Linked DNA regions of Homo sapiens: region 1 is linked to region 2. Evidence: chromatin loops called from intact Hi-C (ENCODE). Cell type or tissue: Calu3. All regions are shown on one strand. Links, peaks and the distances in the headings refer to the core of each region. The heading gives the core; the rest is flanking DNA. Region 1 overlaps PPCDC (phosphopantothenoylcysteine decarboxylase). Region 2 holds the start of LOC124903529 (a long non-coding RNA gene).

What was found. Peaks named below come from ENCODE experiments on the same cell type or tissue, not always from the same donor. Only the 100,000 strongest peaks of a DNase experiment are listed, where the experiment ranks them.
Region 1: a loop joins it to region 2, with 5 times the contacts of the local background. A loop is called at or near these places in 29 of 110 quality-filtered maps.

What each region holds. Positions count from the first base shown.
Region 1 is chr15:75,048,337-75,059,642 of GRCh38, forward strand. PPCDC (phosphopantothenoylcysteine decarboxylase) reads left to right here. Exons shown (of 6, transcript NM_021823.5): 5 at 217-385; 6 at 814-2,390. The coding sequence ends at 899. Among named protein-coding and RNA genes, the nearest start is that of PPCDC, 30 kb to the left of the region's middle. RefSeq lists enhancers at 3,162-3,663, 3,664-4,163. In Calu3, for the core only: no CTCF peak of the experiment used is centred there; no DNase peak of the experiment used is centred there.
Region 2 is chr15:75,100,060-75,111,365 of GRCh38, forward strand. LOC124903529 (a long non-coding RNA gene) reads left to right here and starts at 6,789. Exons shown (of 2, transcript XR_007064720.1): 1 at 6,789-6,818; 2 at 8,094-11,306. RefSeq lists an enhancer at 10,911-10,980. In Calu3, for the core only: no CTCF peak of the experiment used is centred there; DNase peaks (open chromatin) are centred at 4,952, 6,092 and 8,612.

The DNA of each region.
Region 1 (11,306 bases), core at 1,736-9,735, 51 kb before region 2:
CCTGTTTGTAGGATCCTGTGCCAGAGCCTGTGGGGAGGTGGAGAGAGGCGAGGAGACATAGCCCCCACCCCTGAGGGATGAGACAGCTCCCTGCAGGCAGGCTGTGCCCAGTCATCTCAAGCCTACAGCTGGGCTGCTGGCTGCAGGGTCTGGAGGGCGGTGGGGAGGGTGGCAGACAGAGTAGCAAGACCCCCACTTCCCTGGCCTTCTTCACAGACCTGCGTCATGCGGGCCTGGGACCGCAGCAAGCCCCTGCTCTTCTGCCCGGCCATGAACACCGCCATGTGGGAGCACCCGATCACAGCGCAGCAGGTAGACCAGCTCAAGGCCTTTGGCTATGTCGAGATCCCCTGTGTGGCCAAGAAGCTGGTGTGCGGAGATGAAGGTGGGTGTCTTGCCAGGCTTATAGCCCAGGGCTGTAGAAGGGGCTCAGCTTTGGGGTCATATCTCAGTTCAGTTCCTGGCCTGTTAATGACCTTAGCAAACCATTCTCTGAGCTTAGCTTTCTCAGCTGGAAAATGGGAATCGTAATTCCTGCCTCCAGATTGGTAGGGTAAAATGGGGTGGAATGTGTAAAGTACCTGGTAGAGTCCCTGGCACGCAGCCCACACGCAGTTAAGGATGGCTACTGGAACGAGTCCCAGGGTCTTGCCAGGGGTCTTGGGAGAGATCTGATGTGTCTGGCTCAGGCAAAGACAGACCTTGCCCTCTCAGGCCTTGGGCTCTGGGTGGAGCACTTGGAGCAATGGGCAGGGGTCTGCAGGGCTACAGGCACTGTTGGCCTGTCTGGCCACAGCGGAATTTTGCTCCCAGGTCTCGGGGCCATGGCTGAAGTGGGGACCATCGTGGACAAAGTGAAAGAAGTCCTCTTCCAGCACAGTGGCTTCCAGCAGAGTTGACCTGGGATTTCTGTCATGGGTGTCCCTCTGTACTCAGAATGGGTTCAGGCCAAGTCGGTGAAGATGGATGTTGGCAAAATAGGAGGATACCCTCATTTGCTGAATGGGGGACCTGCTCTGAGCCTGCCCAGGGGCCAGGCCTGCTCCAGGTTAAACTGGACGGAAGGCCCAGGTCTCAGTTTCTTTCAACCAGGAGAGGCCGCTGCCTAGAGCCCCTCCCCACCTTTTCCTGGATGGGTGAGGCAAGCCAGGAGAGCAAGCAGTGTTGTCCTCACGGGAGGAGGACTGAGCGACTGGGAAAACTCGGCTCTACATCTCACCCAGAACGGCTTTTAGAAACACCACAGCTGGAGAGTCCTGGCTGAGCCTTGGGAGTTTCAGCTCTTTGGCGGGGTGCCCAGGTGCCATGCGATCAGCGAAGCCTGCGAGTTGGCAGGACTCTGAGGTTTCCTGCAGACCATGCCATGAGATTGAAGGTGCGGGGAAATAAAGAAAAATCACCATTTAGGAGACTCCATTCTTTCCCTACAACCCAGCTGTGGTCCCAGAGATCAGGGGGTGTTGCCAGGTGTGGCTGGGGAAGGGTCTGGGTTCACAACTCACCGGCACTCTTTAGTCCCCGTATAACATGGTGGTTAAGGATAAAGATCTGAAGCCAGACAGCCCCTAGTTCCAATCCCAGCTCTGCCGCTTACTAGCAGTGGCAGTTTGGTTCAGGACTTAGCCTTCCTGACCTTCACTTACCTCAGCTATCTTGTTATCCTACCCTCAGGGAGTTGTTGAGAGGATTCAGTGAAATTTTGTGTGCAGAATACCCATGCCACTGAGTGCCTGGAACGTAGTAAATGTCAAATCAATGGAAGTTAAAACTAGGCATGCATATATGCCAGAGAGCTTTCCTAGCATTTACTGCAATGCCCTGTCTCATTTTGGGAAAAAGGAAATCCTGGATGCTAAGTTGACACATCCCTTTATGCAAGTGACAGGTAAGCAGCCAGGAGGGTTGACCCTGCCCTGGGTCCCAGGCCTCTTGCCTGCTTCTTGGTTTCCTCTGTTCTCATCCTTTCAGCTTTGCTGGACCTGAGGCAGGGGCCTGGGTGTCTGTGCCTCCCTACCCCCCAGTACACATGACCAAGGGAAGTAGATCCAGAGACACCATGCACTCTGGCCCAGAAACCCTCTGCTACCCAGCTTTTGACTTAATTGCCATTTGGTGTGGCTGCAGCGGGGAGGGCTTGTCTGCGTATTTGGAGCTGAGGCTGAGGCTGGCTTCCTGCCCTCTGGCTTCCAGGCCAGGTGTGAGGGACATCCCATGTGGGCTCTGAGAGCACTGAGAGTAGAGGTGCCTTGAGGGGACCAGGAAGCCTACTGGCTGGAATCAGTGCTCCAGCAGCCTCCACAGCCTTTATCTCAACAGCACTTGACTTCACCAGGTGACCCTTTGGGATAAAATTGCCTTAGGGTATGAAATAAACTATAACTAAAATGGTAGCATCAAGAACCAACTTCTTTGGCTGGTTTGGGGATGGGGCATGGGGAGAACCTGGGTAACTGAAACCCGGAGACGGTCCCAAAAGTCCATTTACAGGGTTTCCAAATTCCTTCTTGTCCACATTGCCCTTCCTCTCCCTCAGCAACCCACTAGTAAATGGTGAGGCTTCCCAATTTTATTTTTATTTATTTTTTGAGACGGAGTCTTGCTCTGTCCCCAAGGCTGGAGTGCAGTGGCGCGATCACAGCTCAAGCCATTCTCCCTCGTCAGTCTCCTGAGTAGCTGGGATTACGGGTGCCCGCCACCACGCCCAGCTTATTTTTGTATTATTTGTAGAGATGGGTTTTGCCATGTTGGCCAGACTAATGTTGAACTCCTGACCTCAAGTGATCTGCTGGCCATGGCCTCCCAAAGTGCTGGGATTACAGGCGTGAGCCACCGCGCCCAGCCGCTTCCCAATTTTAACAGAAACTGATAGCATTTTCTGAGTGTTCATCGTGGGCGAGGATCTATGCCAGGGATTTTAGGGAAGGCAGTCACCCAGGGAGATCAACCACAAAGTGCCTGTGTGAAAAGGCCATGGGAGCAGGGAAGTTCACAGGCCACTGTCCCAGAGCTCTGAAAACAGCTGTGGCTGCTCAGCAGGACTGCGCCTTGTTGGCTAGAAGGGAACATATATCCCTGTGGACTCAGGCCAGCTGGAGGCCCCTGTCCCTGGGGGTTCGTCTCTCCATCTCCTACCCACAGCAGTCCTGCATCCCTGCCGCCCATTTTGAAGCGGGGGGTCTGGATGAATGGGTCTGGGCTGGGCCTAAAGAGCCCAGCTGTTCCCTGCACCAGACTGGAGCTAAGAGGAGCAGGTGCTGCATTTAGCTGGCCCCATCTGCCAAGGAGGTGCTGAGTGGGGAGTGACAATCACTGCTTTCCCCACGAGGGGTCCAAGCACTTGAAGTTACCTTCATCTTGGGGAGAAATGTTTCTCAGAGAAGATTCTAGCCTCCCTGATGATTTTTTATAGAATTCTGGAAGTTTCAGAGAATAGAACATTTGGGTCTGAAATGTGCACTCTTTTGTGGCAGCCATGAGCCCTTCAAGGCTGCTGTGGATGCTGCTGGGTGGGAGGCAGAAGCCACCAAACCAAGGCCCAGCTTCCACCCTGGGCCGCCTCCAGCCCTTCCTGCACCCCGCTGGTCAGGTGCCGCTGCTGCCTCCCCACTGCCTCAGGTCAGGCCCAGACTCCTGGGCAGTACACACCTGGCCCTTTGTGATCTGGCTCCTGCCTACCCTTCTAGCACTGCCCTTTACCACATGCCAACCCTGAAGGGCTCCGTATTCTCTTGCCAGACTGGACAACCTTGAACTTGTGAGGCCTCTTGCCTGTGCACATGCTGCTGCTTTTACTGGGATAAGACTGACTCCCACACATGCCTGTGGATGTACCTGGGTGCTACCTCCTTTGGAAAGCCTTCCCTGGCCAACTGCAACCTCCTTGCCCAGGTTGCCATGGTGCTTCCCACTATTATTTTTTATTTTTATTTTTATTTTTTGAGATGGAGTCTCATTCTTTCGCCCAGACTGGAGTGCAGTGGTGCGGTCTCAGCTCACTGTAAACTCTGCCTCCCAGGTTCAAGCAATTCTCCTGCTTCAGCCTCCTGAGAGGCTGGGATTACAGGTGTGCACCACCATGCCCAGCTTTTTTTTTCTTTTTCTTTTTTAAAATTTTTAGACGGTGTCTTGCTCTGTCGCCCAGGCTGGAGTGCAGTGGCATGATCTTGGCTCACTGCAAGCTCCGCCTCCCTGGTTCACGCCATTCTCCTGCCTCAGCCTCCTGAGTAGCTGGGACTACAGGCGCCCGCCACCACGCCCGGCTAATTTTTTTTTTGTATTTTTAATAGAGACGGAGTTTCACTGTGTTAGCCAGGATGGTCTCAATCTCCTGACCTCGTGATTCACCTGCCTCAGCCTCCCAAAGTGCTGGGATTACAGGCGTGAGCCATCGCACCTGGCCTGATTTTTTTTTTTTTTTTTTTTGTATTTTTAATAGAGACGGGGTTTCACCATGTTGGCCAGGCTGGTCTCGAACTCCTGACCTCATGATCTTCCTGCCTCGGCCTCCCAAAGTGCTGGAATTACAGGAGTGAGCCACCGTGCCCGGCCACCACTATTTATTACAACAGAATTGTAATTGTTAGTTTACTTTGTGTCCTCCTAACATTGGGTTCTCTTGGAGAGCAGGAGTTGTCCTGTTCCTTACAGAACCCAGTAAGTCACTCCAAGCTTGTACTGATCAAAAAAGTGGTGTGTGTGTTGGGGCTATTGGTTCCTGCTCCTTTCTGTGCAAGAGACAAAATTTAGCAACCACAAAAGCAAAGATTGATAAATTTGACTATAGAAAAATAGGTTCACTGAGCAACAACCCAAAGTCAAGGTCAAAGGACAACATGCTGGGGAAATTATCTGCAGCTCATAAACAAAGGGCTGATTCTCCTAATATATGAAGAACTCCTATGCATTGATGATAAAAAGACCAAGGGCCGGGCACAATAGCTCACACCTGTAATCCTAGCCCTTTGGGAGGCCGAGGTGGGTAGATTGCCTGAGCTCAAGGAGTTGAGACCCACCTGGCCTACCTGGTGAAACCCTGTCTCTACTAAAATACAAAAAATTAGCCAGACATGGTGGTGCATGCCTGTAGTCCCAGCTACTTGGGTGGCTCAGGCAGGAGAATTGCTTGAACCTGCGAGGCGGGGGTTGCAGTAAGCTGAGATCATGCCACTGAACTCCAGCCTGGGTGACTGAGCAAGATTCCATCTCAATAAAAAAAAAAAAAAAAAAAAAGAAAGAAAAAGAAAAAGGAAAAAAAGACCAAGAACATGTATTAAAAAGTGAGCAGAAGATACGAAGAATTCACATTAAAAACAAAAAAAAAAACAAAACCAAAAACCCAGTCACACAAAGGGCCCTTAAACAGCTACTCAGCCACATTCATGAGGAGAGTGGTGCAAATCAAGCTAGACCTAAAACTTTTGCCTGTTAGACTGGTGGGGGTGTGGGGAATTGGTGCCCTCATGCATTGCTGGTAGGAGCGTAAATTGATGGCAACTTCACTGGAGAACAATCTCGGAGTATCTATCAAAACTACGTATGCACCTTACCCTTTGACCCAGCAATTCTACTTCTAGGGATTTGTCCCACAGATACACTCACTTCTATGACATTATGTCTAAACAGATTTATTGCAGGCTTGTATATGGTACTGAAAGACCAGGCCAGGCACAGTGGCTCACGCCTGTAATCCCAGCATTTTGGGAGGCCAAGGCGGGCAGATTGGCTGAGCTCAGGAGTTTGAGACCAGCCTGGCAACATGGCGAAACCCCGTCTCTACTAAAAATACAAAGTCAGGTGTGATGGTGCATGCCTGTAATCCCAGCTACTCAGGAGGCTGAGGCAGGAGAATCGCTTCAACCTGGGAGGTGGAGGTTGCAGTGAGCCAAGATTGCACCACTGCACTTCAACCTAGGTGACAGAGAAAGACTCTGTCTCAAAAAAAAAAAAAAAAAATTACATATGCACCTTACCCTTTGACCTAGCAATTCTGCTTCTAGGGATTTGTCCCACAGATACACTCAGTTGTATGACATTATGTCTGAACAGGAGATTTATTGCAGCCTCGCATATGGTGCTAAAAGACTGGAAACACCCTCACTATCTAACAGCCAGGAGATTGGATAAATAAATTAGTGTGTTCCTTCATACACTGGAACTCTACACAACCATAAAACAAAGTGTTGAGGAAGCTGATTTGGGAAGACTTCTGAGGTACATTGTTAAACAGAAAAAGCAAGGTGCAGAAGAATGTCACATGCATGCTTGTGCAGAAAAAATGGGGGTGGGGAAAGAAAAGGAGGATATATTCTTATTGGCTTGTGTGTGCATCAAATGCCTTTAAAAAGATAAACAGAGAAAAACATTGTCTATTGTTTTTCTCTTGGCAGGGGAACTAACTGAGTGGTTGAGAAACAAAGATAGGAGGCAGGCCAGGACTCCGTCTCAAAAAAAAAAAAAAAAAAGATAGGAGGTGACTTCATTTTTAATTGTTGGGCCAGATGAATATACTATCTACCACAAAATCAATAAATACATTTTAAAAAGAGTTCCTTGTGGTCAGGCACAGTGGCTCACACCTGTAATCCCAACACTTTGGGAGGCCAAGGCAGAGGGATTAGTTTAAGACCAGAAGTTTGAGACAGGCCTAGGCAACACAGTGAGACTCCATCTCTACCAAAAGAAACACAACTAACTGGACATGGTGGCACACGCCTGTATTCCCAGCTACTTAGGAGGCTGAGGTGGGAGGATTGCTTGAGCCCAGGAGTCCAAGGCTGCAGTGAGCTATGGTCATGCCAGTGCACTCCGGCCTGGGTGAGGAGTGAGACTCTGTCTCTAAAAAATTTAATAATAATAAATAAAAATATAAAAAGATTTTTCTGCTCTTTTTGTTTGTTTTTTAAGACAGGGCCTCACTCTGTCATCCAGGCTGGAGTGTAGTGGCACAATCACAGCTCACTGCAGACTTGACTTTCTGGGGCTCAAGTGATCCTCCCATCTTAGACTCCCGAGTAACTGGGACTACAGGCACCCGCCACCATGGCCCGGCTAATTTTTGTATTTTTGGTAGATACGGGGTTTCACCATGTTGGCCAGGCTAGTCTTGAACTCCTGGCCTTAAGTGATCCACCTGCCTCAGCCTCCCAAAGTGCTGGGATTACAGGTGTGAGCCTGGCCTCTTTCTGTTCTTTATCTGGAAGTTCTTAAAAATGATGGCAGGGAGTTACTGCAAACAAACACACAGACTTGGCAGAGGCATCTGGAAATTTTCTTTTTGTTTTTGAGACTGGGTTTCACTCCGTTACCTGGGCTGACTGCAGTGCAGCAGCACAATCACAGCTCACTGTAGCCTTGAACTCCAGGGCTCAGTTGATCCTCCCACCTTAGCCTCCCCAGTAGCTGAGACTACAGGCACATGACACCATGCCTGGCTAATTTTTTATTTTTTGCAGAGATGGGGTTTTACCATGTTGCCCAGGTTGGTCATGAACTCCTGGACTCAAGTGATGCTCCTGCCTTGGCCTCCCAAAGTGCTGTAATTACAGGCATGAGCCACGGTGCCTGGCCTGAAGATATTCATCAAGGCCTTTGGAGTAGAAATGGGTCTGCTTTTCTTGTCACAAGCTAACAGAGGAAAATGAATTTTGAGTATCCTTGTGTGCTTTTAATAAACCTTTGAGATCCCTGATCTCAAGGAACTTATGTTCTTATGGGAGAAAGATTCACAGTGATCAAATAACAGCAAACAATGAAAGTGAGACTGTGTGGCATGGACTCTACTTCAGAATTGAGCAGTCAGGATGGGTCCCCTGGACGGAACAGAACTTGGGCTGGGGCTTACAGGAGGACCAAGGATACAAAGGGTGAAGACATGCTGCCATGTGCTTGATGTAGGACACCCAGGGAGGAACTCCGGCTCCACGTGCTGGGGAGGTTGGGAGCTGTTCAGTAGGGGAGGCACATGGTGAGTGTGGCGTGCGGTCAAGATCAGCGGGGCGGTATGTGCAGGACAGATTGGGTCTGGATTGAGAAGCTGGAGTCTAGGAGGAAGCCAGGATGCTGAGAAGGGGAATCTAGGTTGTGCTGAAGGCCTTGACCACACCCCTGATTCTGGAAAAGGGGTGACAAAAGTAACAATGTGAAGAAAAATCAACACCATTAAAAACTGTAAAAACCACGGTCTTTTCCAAAGGTGGTGTGTACTAAAAACAAAACAAAACACAATATCCAACAAACAAACAAACAAAAAACAACCCACTGTCCTTGTGGCCAGTGGAGGGAGGGAGACTAAATGACACTGTATGTGTGTGTTGGTGCAAGATTTATAGCAATCTTCAGCCCCACCCATGAAAAATAATTTTGCTTTGCTTATTATAGTATAGTTTTTTTCTCTCTCCTGACCTCACAGTATTGTTCAATCTGTCTTTGTGGCCAGGCGCAGTGGCTCATGCCTGTAATCCCAGCACTTTGGGAGGCCAAGGTGGGCAGATCACTTAAGGTCAGGAGTTCAAGACCAGCCTGGCCAACATGGTGAAACCCTGTCTCTACTAAAAATACAAAATTAGCCAGGTGTGGTGGTGCATGCCTGTAATCCCAGCTACTCAGGAGGCTGAGGCAGGAGAATTGCTTGAACCGGGGAGGAAGAGGTTGCAGTGAGCTGAGATCGTACCACTGCACTCCGGCCTGGGCAGTAGAATGAGACTCCATCTCAAAAAACAAAACAAAACAAAAACAATCTGTTCTGTGGTTCCTGGGCACTTTGTGGTGTGGGATTAGAAAAACAGATTGGTGGTGGCTCACGCCTGTAATCCCAGCACTTTGGGAGACCAAGGCGGGTGGATCACAAGGTCAGGAGTTTGAGACCAGCCTGGCCAACATGGCAAAACCCTGTCTCTACTTAAAAAATACGAAAATTAGCTGGGTGGTGGCAGGCGCCTGTAATCCCAGCTACTCGGGAGGCTGAGGCAGGAGAATCACTTGAACCTGGGAGGCAGAGGTTACAGTGAACCGAGATCGTGCCATTGCACTCCAACCTGGATGACAAGAGCAAGACTCCGTCTCAAACAAAAAAAAAAAAAGAAAAACAGATTGAGATACAGAACTGGGAAGATGGGAACAAATGGAGGAGTGAAGGAATCTTTTTGTTTTTTTTTTTTTGAGCCAGAGTCTCGCTCTGTCGCCCAGGCTGGAGTGCAGGGGCGCGATCTCGGCTCACTGCAAGCTCCGCCTCCCGGGTTCACACCATTCTCCTGTCTCAGCCTCCTAAGTAGCTGGGACTACAGGCACCCACCACCACGCCCAGCTAATTTTTTGTATTTTTAGTAGAGATGGCATTTCACCGTGTTAACCAGGATGGTCTCGATTTCCTGACCTTGTGATCTGCCCACCTCAGCCTCTCAAAGTGCTGGGATTACAGGCGTGAGCCACCGCGCCTGGCCAAGGTTTTTTTTTTTTTTTTTTGAGATGGAATCTTGCTCTGTCGCCAGGCTGGAGTGCAGTGGCGCAATCTCAGCTCACTGCAGCAATTGTGATTGAGGTTCTTTTTAAAGCCCTTTGCAATGTGTGATTCTCTGAGTGCAGCTGAGCAGGACTGAACTGTGTGGAGCCCTAGATAAGACTTGGGTTATGGGTACGTGTTACATGTTCTCCATATTGCCAAGTGTTTCTTTAATCTCATTTCACCCTCCTCACATAACAGCTTCACGATGGAGTCAATTAGCATATGTAGCTGTTTCATAGACAAGAAACTGAGGGCCGCACAGCCAGTGCAGTGTGCTAGGGTTTTCTCTTTCTGCCCTACAGCTACCTGCAAACAGGCTCCTGCACAGGACTTCTACCCTTATTTGCATTTACCTCCTTGGGGTCAGTTGAAACACCCCTTCCACCATACATCAGCATCCCCAGATGCCTGCCCTTTCAGTCCCAACTGGACAGCTCCTTCATTACCTTTTTCTGCTCATGGCTTCCTTCCTTCATGTATTGTGGTTTCTAGGGCAGGATGAAAATCCTAAGTGTCACGCAACTGCCTCTGAGCAAAGAAATCAACCCCAATAACTGACAAGTTGTTTACACTGAGAGCTTCCTGGTGGAACCAAATATTCTACAATATTTAAGCCAGGTTTGGTACCCCTTGCGGCAAGGCAATGGGAATGATCAGGCCAGAAGAACTACCAGTTGTCTCATAGCAAAGGAATGTGGGGAGTGGGTGGGTGTGAGGACAAGAGGCAGATATGTGAGCTTCAGGGCTTTTGGAGGACATGCAGCTAATCCAGGTGGAATCTGGGAGCATGTGTCGTTCCCTTGCTGCAATGGGCTCATTTCATGGTGGCTTTATCTGCTGAGATTACATGGTGATGCTTTGCCTGCTAGCCTAGACAGCAGGTCCTTAGGGACTGGAGGCCCAGCAGACTCCCTTTCAGGCCTCTGGATTCCTGGAAGAGGAAGGAGTGTTCAAAGGTGAATTAAAAGGTGCCTTCCATCTGTGTAGGCAAAACAATGTTACCAGCCATAGCGATGGACTTGGAAGCAGCCAACATGAGTTGAACATGAACACATGGATGCTGAAGATCCTTTCTTTCTCTCTTTAAATTTTCTTTTTTTTTTGAGATGGAGTCTCGCTCTGTCGCCCAGGCTGGAGTGCAGTGGCGCTATCTTGGCTCACTGCTAGCTCCGCCTTCTGGGTTCATGCCATTCTCCTGCCTCAGCCTCCCGAAGTAGCTGGACTACAGACACCGGCCGCCACGCCTGGCTAATTTTTGTTGTATTTTTAGTAGAGACGGGGTTTCACCGTGTTAGCCAGGATGGTCTCGATCTCCTGACCTCGTGATCCACCCGCCTCGGCCTCCCAAAGTGCTGGGATTACAGGTGTGAGCCACTGCACCCGGCCCTCTCTTTAAAATTAAAAAAAAGAAAGTTTTTTAACTTTAACTAGGTCCTGACCAGACATAAAATTTTTTTAATTAAAAAATTTTTTTGGCCAGGTGTGGTGGCTCACACCTATAATCCCAGTACTTTGGGAGGCCAAGGCAGATGAATCACAAGGTCAGGCGTTCAAGACCCACCTGGCCAAGACGGCGAAACCCCGTCTCTACTAAAAATAAAAAATTAGCTGGGCGTGGTGGCGAGTGCCTGTAATCCCAGCTGCTCAGGAGGCTGAGGCAGAGAATTGCTTGAACCCGGGAGGCAGAGGTTGCAGTGAGCCGAGATCGTGCCACTGCACTCTAGCCTGGGCGACAGAGTGAGACTCCATCTCAAAAAAAAAAGTAAATAACATTTTTTTAAGAGACAGGGTCTTACTCTTTCATCCA
Region 2 (11,306 bases), core at 1,320-9,319:
TGAGCCACTGCGCCCAGACTTAATCAATATTTTTTTAAATAATTTCATTTTGTTCTGCTGTTAGCTTTTTTTTTTTTTTTTTTTGATGGAGTCTTGCTCTGTTGCCAGGCTGGAGTGCAGTGGTGCGATCTTGGCTAACTGCAAGCTCCGCCTCCCGGGTTCAACAGGTTCAAGCCATTCTCCTGCCTCAGCCTCTGGAGTAGCTGGGATTACAGGCGCCCACCACCACACCCAGCTAATTTTTTTTTTTTTTTTTTTTGACAGAGTCTCGCTCTGTAGCCCAGGCTGGAATGCAGTGGCACAATCTTGCTCACTGCTACCTCTGCCTCCTGGGTCCCAGTTCAAGCAATTTTTCTGCCTCAGCCTCCCGAGTAGCTGAGATTACAGGCATGTGCCACCATGCCCAGCTAATTTTTGATATTTAGTAGAGACGGGGTTTCACCATTTTGGCCAGGCTGGTCTTGAACTCCTGACCTCGTGATCCACCCGCCTCAGCCTCCCAAAGTGCTGGGATTACAGGCGCGAGCCACTGCACCTGGCCTAATTTTTGTATTTTTAGTAGAGACAGGGTTTCACCATGTTGGGCAGGATGGTCTCAATCTCCTCACCTCTTGATCTGCCTGCCTCAGCCTCTCAAAGTGCTGGGATTACAAGCACGAGCCACTGTGCCTGGCCTACTGTTAGCTTTTTAATTGCATTTTCTTTTACTACTATTTTAGTGGTCATCTTAGAGATTATAAAATGCATCCTTGATTTATTTCAATCTACATTAAGTTAGAACATTTACAATTTATACTTAAATGATGCAATAACCTTATAACAGTTAACTCCCATTTAGTACCCACCCTCTTTGGTTTTATTGTTGTCATATATTTACTTTTTTGATTTTTTTTGAGACAGGGTCTTCCTGTGTTGCCTAAGCTGGAGGGCAGTGGCATGATCTTGGCTCACTGGAACCTCAACCTCCTGGGCTCAAACGATCCTCCTGCCTTAGCCTCTCCAGTAGCTGAGAACAGTAGCTGAGACCACAGGCATGCATTGCTGTGCCTGGCTAATTTTTTTTAAAATTTTTTATAGAGATAGGGTCTTGTTATGTTGTCCAGGCTGGTCTGAAAATCCTGGCATCGAGTAATCCTTCCACATGGGCATCCCAAAGTGCTGAGATTACAGGTGTGAGCCACCACACTGGGTCTCATATACTTGCTTTTATGTGAAAAATCTTATGAGATGTTGTTTTAAATAGCCAATATTTGATTCTCATTGGACACATTTTTACTCTTTCCTTGTGCTCTTCATTCCTTCTTGCAGTACCATCAGGGCTCATTTTCCATCAGCCTGAAAAATTCCCTCAGCCTGGGCAACATAGGGAGACCTCATCTCTACAAATACTTAAAAAAAATTAGTTGGATATGGCGGTGCACGGCTGTGGTCTCAGCTACTCAGGAGGTTGAGGCAGGGGGATAGCCTGAGCCCGAGAGGCCAGGGATGCAGTGAGCTGTGACAGCGCTACTGCACTCTAGCCTGGGTGACAGAGCGAGAGCGAGACCTGGTCTCAAAAAATAAAAGACAAAAACAAAAATAAACCTTCTCTAGTTTTTCTTTTCTTTTCTTTTCTTTTCTTTTTTTTTTTTTTTTTGAGACTGGGTCTTGCTCTGTCACCCAGGTTGGAGTGCAGTGGCACAATCACAGCTCACTGTAGCCTCGAACTGCAGGGTAGCTGGGACTATAAGTGTGCACCACCACTCCTGGCCAATTTTTTATTTTTTGTAGAGATGTGGTCTTACCATGTTGCTCATATGGTCTTGAATTTCTGGCGTCAAACAATCCTCCCAAAGTGCTGAGACAGGACCCATGAGCCACCGTGCAAACCTCCTCAAGTATTTCTTATAGTGCAGATGTGCACTAGTAACAAAGCACATTCTTTCCGCTTTTGTCTGTCTGACAACATGTTTCTTTTACTTTATTTTTTGAAGTGGGCATATAATTGTAGCTTGGCAGGTTTTTTTTTTAGCATTTTATTTTATTTTATTTTTGGAAGAGAGTCTGGCTCTGTTGCCCAGGTTTGAGTGCAGTGGCACAATCTCGGCTCACTGCAGCCTCGCCTCCTGGATTCAAGCGATTCTTATGCCTCGGCCTCCTGAGTAGCTGAGATTACAGGCATGCACCAGTATGCCCAGCTAATTTTTGTAGTTTTAGTAGAGATGGGGTTTTGCCATGTTGGCCAGGCTGGTCTTGAACTCCTAACCTCAAGTGATCTGCCTGCCTCGGCCTCCCAAAGTGTTGGGATCACAGGTGTGAACCACTGTCCCCAACTCTTTTTAGCATTTTAAAGATGTCATTTCATTATTGTCTGGCTTCCATAGTCTGCCATCAGTTGTATTGCTGGTATCTCTGTCTCTCTCTCTCTTTTAAAATGTGGTTTCTTTTAAGACTTTCTACTTTGTCTTTGATTTTCAGTAATTTAACTGTGATGAGGCTAAGTGTAGTTTACTTTATGCTTACTCTGCTTGGAGCTCATTGATATTCTTGAATCTATGGCTTGATGCCTTTCATCATATTTGTGGAATTCTCAGCCATTATTTCTTTTTCTTTTTTTTTTTTTTTTTTTTTGTTGAGACAGAGTCTCACTCTGTCACCCAGGCTGAAGTGCAGTGGCACAATCTTGGCTCACTGCAACCTCTGCCTCCTGGGTTCAAGTGATTCTCCTGCCTCAGCCTCCCAAGTAGCTGGGATTACAGGCACGAGCCACCATGCCTGGCTAATTTTTGTATTTTTAGTACAGACAGAGTTTCACCATTTTGGTCAGGGTGGTCTCGAACTCCTGACCTCAGGTGATCCGCCCTCCTTGGCCTCCCAAAATGTTGGAATTACAGGGATGAACCACCACGCCCAGCCTTCTTTGTCTTTTCTTTTCTTTTCTTTCTTTCTTTTTTTTTTTTTTTTTGAGACAAGGTCTCATTCTGTTGCCCAGGCTGCTGGAGTGCAGTGGTGCAGTCATGGCTCACTGCAGCCTCACCCTCCCTGGCTGATGTGATCCTGATCCTCCCACTAAAGTAGCTGGAACTACAGTTGTACACCACTATGCCTGGCTAATTTTTGTATTTTTTGTAGAGACAGGGTTTTGCCATGTTGGCTAGGCTGGTCTTGAACTCCTGGGCTCAAGTGATCCTCCCACTTCAGCCTCCCAAAGTGCTTGGAATACAGTCGTGAGCTACCATGCCCAGCCCATTATTTCTTCAAATACTGCTTCTCTCCTATTCCCTCTCTTCTCTCCTTAAGGAATTCCAAACACGTATGTTAGACCTTTTGAGCACATCCCGTGCATCTCTTATACTCAGTTCTGTTTTTCCTTCTATTATTCTTTTTGCTTTGTGCTTCAATTTGAATAATTTCTATTGACTGGTCTTTAAGTTCACGAGTCTTGCCTTCTGCTGTATATAGTCTTTTGCTAAACCTATCCAGTGAGTTCTTAATTTCAAATATATTTTGCAGTCCAAAATGTCAGTTTTTTGGCTGGGTGCAGTGACTCATGCCTGTAATCTCAGCATTTTGGGAGGCTGAGGCAGGTGGATCACTTAAGCTCGGGAGTTTGAGACCAGCCTGGGCAACATGGCAAAACCCTATCTCTACAAAAAATACAAAAAATATCTGGGTGTTCCCTTTTCCCTTCCCCTTCCCTTTCTTTTCCTTTCCTTTTCTTTGACGGAGTCTCGCTGTGTCGCCCAGGCTGGAGTGCAGTGGCACAATCTCAGCTCACTGCAACCTCCTCCTTCTGGTTTCAAGTGATTCTCCTGCCTCAGCCTCCTGAGTAGCTGGGATTACAGGCACCCGCCACCACGCCTGGCTAATTTTTGCTTTTTTTTTTTTTTTTTTTTTTTTTGAGACAGAGTCTCACTGTGTTGCCCAGGCTGGAGTGCAGTGGCACGATCTTGGCTCACTGCAAGCTCGCCTCCTGGGTTCAAGCGATTCTTCTGCCTCAGCCTCCTAAGTAGCTGGGAGTACAGGTGCATGCCACCACGCCCAGCTAATTTTTGTATTTTTAGTAGAGACGGGGTTTCACCATATTGGCCAGGCTGGTCTCGAACTCCTGACCTCATGATCCGCCCGCCTCGGCCCCCCAAAGTGCTGGGATTATAGGCGTGAGCCACATCGCCCGGCCAATTTTTGCATTTTTAGTAGAGATGGGGTTTCACCATGTTGGGCAGGCTGGTCTCAAACTCCGACCTTGTGTTCCACCCACCTTGGCCTCCCAAAGTGCTGGGATTACAGGCATGAGCACCACACCCGGCCAGATACTTATTTTCTTGGCCCATTGAGACTGTGACTTCCTGCTTGGTCCACTTCCTTGCACCTGAGTTTGGGAAATGGCTTCATGGAGAAAGCAATTTAAATGTGAGGCTTGTCCAGGCGAGGTGGCTCATGCCTGTAATCCCAGCACTTTGGGAGGCCGAGGCAGGTGGATCACCTGAGGTCAGGAGTTTGAGACCAGCCTGGCCAACATGGCAAAACCCCATCTCTACTAAAAATACAAAAATTAGCTGGGCGTGGTGGCACACGCCTGTAGTCCCAGCTACTTGGGAGGCTGAGTCAGGAGAATCACTTATATCCAGGAGGCAGAGGTTGCAGTGAGCCAAGATCATGCTACTGCACTCCAGCCTGGGGGACAGAGTGAGACCCTGTCTCAAAAAAAAAAAAAGTGAGGCTCACCTCATGTGCATTCCTTCTCCAACGACCATAACCCTGCATTGGCTGCTGTCCAGTGCCTACAAACTGTTGTTGGATATTCTATTTTGCCCAGTATTTATGGTTGTTTACCATGGTAGGGTAAATCTGAGATCAATGAGTCTGCCTTGGCTGGAATCAGGTTTCTCCCTCAGGGGTTTGAGTGGTTGAGGCTAAGTTGAAAGGGTGTGTTTCAGAGCAGCCACAAAGCTGTCTGGACTCTGAGGTCATGCCCAGGAAGCTGAGAGATGAGGAAATGGAAAAAATGAGTTTGCGGAAGCTGGGAGGACAAGAAAAAGCTGAACAAATGCAGGGTGGTTGTGGGGTGTTTGTGAGGGAAGGGAGCGGATGCTGAGAGAGCTCAGGAAGTGCCATAGGACCACTCACCACACCCTGTTGTCTTGAATCCCTAGTGCCCACACGCAGTACCACTCTCCAGCCCCAGGGTCCATGCCTGGACAAGGTCCAGGTCCTACTCTTGGAGTCCTGTGAGGGCCTGTCTCCCTTACTGATAATAATCCCCCAGACTCAAGGGAATCCAAGGGACCTGCTGATCTGGCAACCAAAAGGACTCAACCTCCCACCACCCCAACAGGTAAAGAAACCAAGGCACAGAGAGGTTAGGTTCCCTTCTGAGGGCCACACAGGAATAAGTTGTACAGCCAGGATAAATACCCACATACTGTAAACTCATGAGCCTGAGCTCTTAACAAATGGGTTCTCCTACCTCCCATGAACAAGCACAATCCAGTCTCTTCTCATGAAAGAAAACCTTCTGGACTCAAGCCCCCAAGGCGGCCCATGAGCTCAAGTAGCCTGTGCCCCCTGCACCCTTGGAAGGCATGAGCTTCCTTGGGCCTATACATGGAAGACAAGGCTCTGAACAGGTAGCAAAAGGTCTGGTTATGAACCTTGCTCTGTTAATGATTTGCTCGGGAACCCCAGGCAAGTCACCGTCCTTCTCTGAGCCTCAGTTTTCCCCAACACTTGTGAGGCTATTGTAAATTGATGATAAACCCATGTGGGAGGCTGGGCATGGTGGCTCATGCCTGTAATCCCAATACTTTGGGAGGCCGAGGCTGGTGGATCACTTGAGGTCAGGAGTTGGAGACCAGCCTGGCCAACATGGTGAAACCCCGTCTCTACTAAAAATACAAAAATTAGCCAAGCATGATGGCGCACACGTGTGGTCCCAGCTACTCGGGAGGCTGAGGCTTGAGAATTGCTTGAACCCGGGAGACAGAGGTTGCAGTGAGCTGAGATTACGCCACAGCATTCCAGCCTGGGCAACAGAGCGAGACTCTGTCTCAAAAAAAACAAAACACAAAAACCTATGTGGGAAACAGCCCTTGGGGCTCCCGGTGCCCAGCAGTGCCGGGCCTGTCACTGACCTTGCTCTAGGATGATTCACAGGGACGTCGTGGGTGGCCAGAGGGCTCGTGGGTGGCCAGAGGGCCCCTTGCCTGCAGCAGCAAGAGCAGAATGGCTGGTGTGCCAAGCTTCGGGGCACCAGTGGGCAATAGGAGAATTCTGTCAGTGCTGGGGAAGGGAGTAAGGAAGCAAGAACAGCCTTCAGGCGTGGGTCTCCCAGCCACAGGGGCTGTAGGGGAGACCCCGGAAGGAGGATGGGGCAGCTGTCTTAGAATACCAATCACCCAAAGGAGCCCATATTCCATGTTTACCAGGAGTACCAGGGTCCTCAATATCGTCTTCACTTGCATTTATTTGCATTTTTTGCTTATAATTTGTCATTTGGTGGGGTCTCATTTCATATCACAGTCTCTACTTTTTCCTCCCTATTTGGGCACAGGGAGAGGTGGACCTTCAGCTAAGTCCTCCTCGGGGAATTTCATTTTAACTCTCAATATACCTTCAGACTCCATTAGACCCAATTTTAATTTTAATTTTTAACCAACCTTTCTTTCTTCTTTCCTTTCCTTCGTTCTTTCTTTCTTTCTTTCTTTCTTTTTTTTGACAGGGTCTCACTCTGTCTCCCAGGCTAGAGTGCAGTGGCACAATCTCAGCTCACTGCAACCTCTGCCTCACAGGTTCAAGCCATCCTCCTGCCTCAGCCTCCCGAGTAGCTGGGACAACAGGTGCGTGCCACAACGCCTGGCTAATTTTTGTATTTTTTGGTATTCTTATTTTTAGTAGAGAGGGGGTTTTGCCATGTTGCTCAGGCTGGTCTTGAACTCTTGAGCTCAGTGATCTGCCTCCCTCGACCTCCCAAAGTGCTGGGATTACAGGCATGAGCCATCATGCCTGGTTGAAGTTTCTTTTTTGAGCAGTTCAAACGATTTATGAGGATTATTTTATTACTTTTATTTTTTCACGGAGGTCTCCCAAAACCAAAGAGAACTTTTATTTATTTATTTATTCATTTATTTTTTTGAGATGGGGTTTCGCTCTTGTTGCCCAGGCTGGAGTGCAATGGCACAATCTCAGCTCACTGCAACCTTCACCTCCCGGATTCAAGTGATGCTTCTATCTCAGCCTCCCAAGTAACTGGGATTACAGGTGCCTGACACCATGCCCAGCTAATTTTTTTTTTGTTGTTGTTAGTAGAGACAGTGTTTCACCATGTTGGCAGACTGGTCTCAAACTCCTGACCTCAGGTAATCCTCCTGCCTTGGCCTCTCAAAGTGCTGGGATTACAGGCGTGAGCGACTGCACCTGTCCACTTTCTTTTTTTTTTTTTTAATAAAAAAGAATGAAGGGCTGGGTGTAGTGGCTCATGCCTGTAATTTCTGCATTTCCAGAGGCCAAGGAGGGCAGATTGCTTAAACTCAGGAGTTCGAGACCAGCCTGGGCAACAGGGTGAAACCCTGCCTCTATGAAAAAATACAAAAATTATTTGGGCTCAGTGGCACACCCCTGTACTCCCAGCTACTTGGGAGGCTGAGGTGGGAGGATTACTAAGCCCAGGATGCAGAAGTTGCAGTGAGCCGCTGCACTCCAGCCTGGATGACAGAGGAGACCCTGCCTCAAAAAAAAAAAAAAAAAAAAAAAGAAGAAGCTTATTTTATCTTGTAATTATCATATGGATCTACTGGATCATTTGTAAATCTAAAATATATTATGAGATCTTCATGATCTTATTTTTCCTATATCATAAAACATTTTGCTATTGTATTCCCTCAGGAACTATTTCATCATTACTCATCAATTATTCCCAACCCATGCTTTGAAAAAAAGACTAAAATAGTAAGAAAACAGAAGAATGATGGAATTGCCTGAATGACTCAATAGTGACATGAGTCATTGCTATTTCACCAATTTTCAGTTTTCTTATTGCCTTGTCCAAAGCATTAGGACCGTCTTTCAAGAAAGTGTAAAAAGTCCAGAGATATCATCTTTGTATTTTTTTTTAGCTTTCATTGCACACAGTTAAGAATTCAGAATTGTTCATTTTCCTACAAAGAGGAAAGAGAAGGAAACTGACAGAGGAAGACATTTCACAGCTATTAGAGCAATCAGTAGATGAATGCAACGCGACAAACAGCAGCACTCTAGACTGTAATGATGAGGTAAAAGCATCGTATGAGCAAAATCTTCAGATGATGACATCATGCATGAATTTTCTCAAACCCAAGAATTGTCCCTATTTTCCCAGGGGTAGGGGAGAACTAGAGAGGGATGGCTCTTTGCCCAGGGTCACTCAGCTCTTGCTCTGTCCTGTTGCTCAGAGATCTGTGACTGAGCCAGCCCCTCCTGTAGCATACAGTAGATGCTGCCCCGCAGGATGGGACAGGGCTGGACCTTGAGGTGAAGAGGCTGTCTGGATACCTGCTCCTGACTGCTAGCTCTTCGCCCACCTCACCTGCCACCTGTCCTTTGGCGTTGGGTTCTTGAGGCCGTGGTTTCCCTCTGGGTGGTGACTCAGTGCCCACAGCCCGCCTTGCATGTGATCTTCCCCTCCCCTGGGCCTCACTGACTGCCCCAGCAAGAGGCAGCTGTGGTTTCCCCTGAAGCAGCAACCACGAACTGCCAAGCCCACCCCACCCCTCCGTGTCCTAGCCCCAACCTCGGGGCCTCAGCTGAAGGAGAGATGGGGAGGCCTCATAGGCCCATGGCACTTGGTGTTTACAACGAGCTTAGCCCTCACAGCATGAGTGTGGAAAGTATTATCCCTATTCAATTGATGAGGAGAGTGAGGCCAACATGTGTGAGGGGCTTATTTCATTTATGCATTCATTTATTCTACAAGCGTCTCTCAAAAGCCCACTAAAACCCAGGACAGTAGACCCAGAGACACGATGTCCAGATGTACCTCAGGAAGGACTGGCCCTGGCGGCGGGAGGGTCGTGAGTGCTCAGCTCTCCAGGGATTGCCCCCAGCTGCAGAGATTTGCCTCCTCTGCCTCGGCCTCCCATGCCTTTCTCTGGGCAGCCTCATATCCAAGGACTAATCCAGCTGGGTACTAATTCAGGCCCGGCTATTTAAGCCCTGTGTGGGGCGGTGACAGGTCATTCGGAGCTCCCAGTGAGGCAGCTGAGGCCAGGGTTGGGCCTGTCTTGCAGCTGGACTTCTTCTCCCTCTGCCCAGTTTGGCCTCTTTGCCTTCCCTTCTCCAGGTGCTGTCTGCAAGAGCTCTCCCTAACAGACATCCCTCACAGTAACTCCGAGCCCAAATCCACTTCCTGAGGAACCCACCCTGCAACCCTCGGCTTTCAAAGAGTGGCCAGCCTCATGGCACAGAGGCATGTAAACCACCCGGGTGGGGAGAGAATAGGCCCAGGGAGACACAGCCACCGGGGCCCAGAAAGCTGGCTTTGGTTTTGTGGGGGGTGTGGGCCGCAGAGTTCAGGATTGGGGCGTGGCAGCAAGGCAGGGGCCCAAGCGCCTGAAAACCACAGCCCACCCCCTTGGCTTGGAGAAGGGCGAGGTCCCCACCTGTCTACCATGATTTTCTCAGACCCAGTCTGCTCCAATAAGCAGCCCCCGCTCGGCTGGACCGTCTCCCAATTTCCCTTCCCAAATACATACTCTGACTGTGGGTCTAGATGCCTCCTACATCCTGAGTGCCTTGTGGCCAGCCAGCAGCAGCAGCAGAGCTGCCCAGAGGAACTGTGCTGGATCTAGTAGGGGGAGAAGGGAGAACAGGCCCTTCTGGGACCCCAAGATCCCGTGCAGGGAGCACATCTGGGTTCCAAACCCACAAAAGGAAACGTGGCCAAGAAAGCAACCAATCTCCACCCCCGGCAGGGTTGGGCTGCACCGCCATACTGTGACTGTGCTGGCTACAGTCCCATGGCGATGGGGAACTCACAGCCCCGTGCCCCTCCAACCAGAGGTCCCTGGGCTGGGCAACTTAGATAATTAGGAAGGTCTTCCTTCCCTTAAGGTCCTCCTCTGGCCTCTGGAGCTATGGGATCTGCTGTTCTTTGGTACCAGTAATCCACATGTGAGGCCCCATTTTTCTCCTAAGTCACTGTAGGATCTTGGGCCTCAGTTCTCCATCTGTTTAGCAAGGGAGAGCAGAGGAGAGCCAGTCCTTCCACTTCCCACCTGCCCTGACATTTTATGACTCAGTGATACACTGACGCCTGTCCCGTTCTGCCTCCTTGCCTTCTCTCCTCCAAGTTGCCCAGCTCCATCACCTTCCCTGCCCCTCCCTTGACCTTCCACCTCCCCTGGGCTGACAAGAGCTGAGGGTGGTCAGAAGTCGGCCCGGCTTCCCACCTGACACAGAGGACTGCTCGAAGGAGATGCTGGTCACTAAGAGCAGGGCAGCAGCTGTAACAAGCCAGCATTCTGGAAGCTCCTGGAAATCATATTGCAGAATGCTGGCCTGGCAAGGGGTGAGGGTAAGGGTCTAGGGTGGGGAACAGTGAGTTCTATATAGCAGGGGAGCCAGGACAAGTGCTGTCCATGCTGGAATGCTTCGTTCTGAGCAAGAATGACATCACAGACAACCCCTGCTCCATGCTTATTACCATGGGCTGCCCAAACCCCCACCCACACAGGGAGGGCAGCGGGAGGGGACAGAAATGAATGGGCACAAGCTGTGGCATAAATTCTGGTGGAGGATGGAGGGAAACGATGCCAGAGCATCTAGCCAGGCCATAGCCTCACAAGCTCTGTCCCTGAGACAGGATTTCTGCAACACTGGAGAGGGATGGTACCCAGCCATCCATGACTTCTGTGCCAGGCCCGACTTGTGTTTAATTGTATACATTATTAATGGAACTGGTGGCAAGGGGCTGGGGCTCAGTCTGTGACCAGCATCAGGGCTCAGTCTATGACCAGGTTCAGTGCTTTATCTAGGACCAGGACCAAGACTCATTCTGTGGTAGGATCAGGGCTTAGTGAGTGATCAGGATGAGAGCTCAGTCTGTGACGAGATCATGGGCTCAAGCCTATAGCTCACATTAAGGATCCCCTCCGGGTGGGGCTCAGAGCCAGGGACATTGTGGAAAGTGTCTGAAGGCAAGGTGGGGTCAGCTGGGAGAGAGGGGAGAAGTGGAAGCATGAAGGCCAAGAGGTCCCTGGGCCTGAGGCCAGCTGTGTGAAAACAGAAAAGAGAGTCAGGACTCCAGCTCTGCCACTCACTGGCTGTGTGATTTTGGAGAGTTACTTCCCTTT